2 separate regions of the Homo sapiens genome follow, and region 2 is linked to region 1. The links are chromatin loops, found by intact Hi-C in ENCODE. Cell type or tissue: psoas muscle. All regions are shown on one strand.

What was found. Hi-C counts contacts between places; a loop is a spot of excess contacts. Peaks named below come from ENCODE experiments on the same cell type or tissue, not always from the same donor. Only the 100,000 strongest peaks of a DNase experiment are listed, where the experiment ranks them.
Region 2: a loop joins it to region 1, with 2.0 times the contacts of the local background. A loop is called at or near these places in 4 of 110 quality-filtered maps.

Annotation. Positions count from the first base shown.
Region 1 is chr4:48,274,414-48,276,913 of GRCh38, forward strand. The region is part of intron 1 of LOC105374445 (a long non-coding RNA gene); the gene reads left to right. Among named protein-coding and RNA genes, the nearest start is that of TEC, 5.8 kb to the left of the region's middle. In psoas muscle, CTCF peaks have their summits at 1,006 (motif pointing left) and 1,207; no DNase peak of the experiment used is centred here.
Region 2 is chr4:48,173,926-48,176,425 of GRCh38, forward strand. It overlaps TEC (tec protein tyrosine kinase), which reads right to left. Exons shown (of 18, transcript NM_003215.3): 3 at 2,157-2,261. Among named protein-coding and RNA genes, the nearest start is that of TXK, 41 kb to the left of the region's middle. RefSeq lists an enhancer at 1,332-1,833. In psoas muscle, no CTCF peak of the experiment used is centred here; no DNase peak of the experiment used is centred here; H3K27ac peaks cover 183 bases.

The DNA of each region.
Region 1 (2,500 bases):
CAGCTATTCGGGAGGCTGAGGTAGGAGGATTGCTTGAGCCCAGGAGGGCAGGGTTGCAGTGAGCTGAGATCGTGCCACTGCACTCCAACCTGGGCAACAGAGCAAGAACCTGTCTCTAAATAAGTTAATTAATTAATTAAATAATAAAATAAGATTACCTATGTTAATGAAAAAGAGATAGGAAATAAAACTTATGAACAAGATTATATTTTTAAAAGTAGAACACAATGCTTTGAGTACCTGTAATTGCAACTAAATACAAATTATGTGGAGGAAAACTGAAAAGTAAGAATTATGATTAACAGTTATTGAGGGGATGTGCCAGCATCCTTTCTAAGCATATTAGATTAATTCATTTAATTCTCACAGCTGTGTGAGGTGGACTATTGTTATCTTCATTTTACAGATGAAGAAACAAAGGCAGAGAAGGTCTAAGTAATAGCCCAAAATCATAGTTATTGAGTGGCAAAGCCCAGATGTGAACATAAAACAGTATAACTCCAGGGTTTACATTTTTAACCTTTCAAAGCTGCCAAAGGGAATGATCTTTGAATCATGAATGATGTTTATACATATATTTCTTGTATAATGTTTTTATGTTGGTTTGATAGTAATTGAAAATTTTTTCGATGTTAGAGCCAGAAAAGAAGATGTAGAAGTAAAACCAGATTGTGCTTAGCAAAAGAGACAGAGAGTTTCAAAGGGGTCCATTATCTCAACAGTTTGATAGTTTATAAAAGCTGAGTTGTTCTGTCACAATAAAATGATATATTGAGTATTATTCCTATAAATAAAAAGAGTTCTCTGGCCTGAGGGCTTGAACAGGCTGTTTCCTCTGCCTGGAGTGCTCTATCTCCAGATCTTTTTGAAGTTACCTCCTTTGCGAGGGTGGCAGCCATGAAAATGCACCCATCACTACGATAGGAGACTGAGAAAACATTGGTGAACAAACCAGACAAAACTCCCTGTTGTAGGGGAGCTTACATTCTGGTGGAAGGTCAATCATTCAGAATTTGATTTAGCTGCAAGTAACAGCACCCCCTTATGGTAGGCTGAATAAGGCCCTCCCAGTGATGTCCATGTCTTAATTCCCTAGAACCTGTGAGTATAACTTATGCTGCAAAACGGTCTTTGTAGATGGGATGAAGTGAAGGATCTTGAAATGAGATTATTCTGCACTATCTAGGTGAGCCCAATGTAGTTACAAGGGTCCTTATATGAGGGAGAAGGCAGGGTATAATGAGATAAGTAGAGGTCAGAGTAAGAGAGAGATTAGAAGATGCTACACTGCTGGCTTTGAAGATGAAGGAAGAGACCACGAGCCAAAGAAAGCAGAAAGCTTCTAAAAGCTGGTGAAGGCAAGAAAACAGATTCTCTCCTAGAGCCTCCAAAAGAAACCAGACACCTAGATTTCACCCCAGTGAAACTGATTTTGGACTCTGACCCCCAGAACAGTAAGAGAATACATTTGTATTGTTGTAAGGCAATAAATTTGTGGCAATGTATTACAGCAGCAATAGGAAACTAACAAGAGCCTTCAATAGAGAGCATCAGGGTCAGGCTGGCATGATGTTCCATAGTGTCAGGGGCCCAGCTCCTTCTGTCTTTTTGTGTAGGTGGAAGAACCTGGAGGGAAGTACGAACAATTCCAGGGACTCATGATGTGAGTGTGCAGCCATGCATTCACTCATGTGGGTATTTCTCAAACCTGAATCAAGTAGGAAGCCCTTTTAAACAAACATTTTCATTTTAATTCACTTAAATATATAAATATAAAGCTACTTATTTATTCTTTATGTGTCTAGCATTTTATACATACTTAAAGCCAAAATAAGTTTTCAAAATAAATTCAAGCAAGATTACGAAACCAGTTATTGAGACCACACACACCCCTACCCCATGTTTTCACCAAAGGCCACACAGAGAATAGTAACAAGACATTCCTATTCCTCCCAGTCAGGGAGGTACCAGTGGAGGCCTAACTTCTTGTATCCATTCATTGGGATGGAACTCCCAACCGCATCCAGCAGTAATCAAGAGCACCCCACCCCCAAGTGTCAATGGAAGAATAGTGGGAAACCTGGATTTTTACCCCTACCTGGCTGTAGATAGAGGAGATGACCTGCATGCCCTCCTTCCCCTGCCAAGACAGTGTCAGAAGAAGCCAGCTAAAACAAAAAGCGTAAATAAAATCCAGAATCTAAAAACAGAATACGCCAAATTTTCTGGTTTTAATTGAAAATAACTCACTATACCAAGAAACAGGGAGATCTCAAACTGAATGAAAAAGATAATCAGTAGATGCCAACACCAAGATGACAGGGATATTAGAATTATCTGGCAAAGATTTTAAATCATCATCATAAAACTGCTTCAATGAACAATTAGAAACATGCTTGAAACAAATGAAGTAAATAGTCTCTGCAAAGAAATTGAAAGTTTGAGTGAAGAAATAGAAAGTAAAAAAAGACCAAATGGAAATTTTGTAAGTGAAAGTACA
Region 2 (2,500 bases), 100 kb before region 1:
CCCAGTGTCTTTTGAAAATGTCTACTTCTACTTTTATTGTTTTCACTTTGCATCTGAACCTAATGTAAAATTTCACTATGAAAATGTGAAACTAGGATCTATACTTTCTTAGTTATACTTAAGTTATAATAAGAGAGGGTATTTTTCACCTTTTAAATCATGCTGCTTTAAATTGTATAAAGCTCAAGCTTATCCCTTCTTGATTAATTTTTCAGATTGTTTTCAAACTTTTCTCATATTTATTCATCTCAACAATTTTAGTAGTTCAGGGATGGAATGCGTTCTGTTCTACTTGTATTATCATTCTTAAAAGCAACCCAAAACTTGCAGAGTGAATCTCTCTTTCTTGGACAGCAAAAATCCTAATGCTGGGTCCAGAATCATGACAGCCACAGCTCCCCAATGCTGTCAATCCCTAGCATGTCTAATAGCCATCAAAGCTGTGGTAGGAGGCCCGGTGCAGTGGCTCACGACTGTAATCTCAGTACTTTGGGAGGCTGAGGCAGGCAGATCACTTGAGGCCAGGAGTTCGAGACCAGCCTGGCCAACATGGTGAAACCCTGTCTCTACTAAAAATACAAAAATTAGCCAGGCATGGTGGTATATGCCTATAATCCCAGCTACTTGGGTGGCTGAGGCATGAGAATCGCTTGAACCTGGGAAGTGGAGGTCTCAGTGAGCTGAGATCATACCACTGCACTCCAGCCTGGGTGACAAAGGAAGACTCCATCTCAAAGGAAAAAAAAAAAAAGAAGTGTGGTAGGAATGGTTCTCTGCTAAATTTCCATTATATATGCATTAAACATACTTAAGAAGAAGGTTTAAATTTATCTTACTTCTAGATCCAGGTGGTAGGTGTAATATTAGGTGTAATATTAATAGCAGCAGCAGTAGTAAGAGAATAGCAATAGTAATAATAGCAACTACCACTTACCTTGCTCTGATTATATGTCAAAGCTATTTATATATCACATCAGTTAATCCTCACAACAACCCCATGAAATGAGTACTATTATTGTTATTATTCCCATTTTTTAAGAGAGGAAACAGGCACAGAGAGGTTAAGTGACTTACACAAGCTCACATAGCCAGTAAGCAAATCAGGCAGTTTGGCCTCAGAGTCACCTCTCTAAGCACTTACTGTCCCTGTCCTTCACTCAGAGAAATGGTAGCTATAAAATAAGGAACAGGGAAAAGGAAAATTAAATGTAGCCCTTCCTCCATTTGTGATGTTGCCACTCTAGCGGAGAATAAGCCAGGAGCTTGGATATTTTGGCTCACTGCTTCCCAAACATCTTCATCCCCCAAAACTGGTAAATGTATAATTCCAACGTAATTGATAACTTCATAAGAGCAATTAAAAACAAGCAAAAATTCCACCACATTGAAAAAGACTTTTGCAACTTTCCTTTCAGGACATGGTGAGACCACAGCCATGGGTAAAAGGCGACTTTCACTAGGGACATTCACTGCTCAAGGAGAGCATAAAAACATCCTTGAGCAGGGAAGGAAGTGGTGAGGTGCTGGGGAGGGGCTGAGAGCTCCAGATTATCAGGATCCAACTCCACATTCCTGAGTTCTCAAGGCAGGTGGGAACCAAGATACTGGCAGGAATGCGGAGTAGCTCAGGACGCCGGACCCTCCTCTTCTGGAGAGGAGATGCGCGTGTGTGTGCTTGGCAGACTTTTCATTTACAAGGTGACCTTGGAGAAGCTATTTAACAGGTGAGCACTGATTTCCTCAGACATAAATGAGAATAATGAGATATTTACCTCCCTTATGCAACAGAACCATTGTCGGGAAAAAAAATAACATGATTACCCCGAAGAAGCATAGTTTAATTAATATATGTCTAATATTATTTTTTTCATCACAAGCAGCCTTTTAATCTCATTTCCACTTGAGCCTTTCACTTCTCAGTTTCTCAGATTCATAGGGAACACTTCAACCTCACTTTTCAGTCTTAGCCCCAACTCCTTAAGAATCAGAAAATGTTTCCACAAAGACTTAAACAGTTCATGAAGAAAAGTCACAACTATTAAAGTGGCAAATGAACCTACAAATCAGCCAGCAAAGCAAGGACAGGAAACTGTAATGTCAAAGAGCAAACATGACTAAGCCCAGCACTGCACTGCCACAAAAATACACCAGCTCACCTGAAATGGATACTTATTTTGACAGGGAATGACACCATCATCATTCTTCACTATTTCCACACACTTGATTTTTGAAACATCAATAAACCCCTTTCTGTATTTCTTCTGTTAAAAGAAAAAAAGGAGAAACATTAGAATCATAAGACATAAAAAAATTAACAGTAATATTGTTAAGGAAATTTTGCTCTGATTCAAAATATTGCAATTTCTTTAAAATTATCTAAATCATGTTTCCCACTAACTGCTAAAATTATTCAAAATACTAACACTGTGATTATTGTAATCAAAATTATTAAATCCTTTAATTTATCAAGATGAAACTGTTCTGTCCTGCCCCCCCAAAA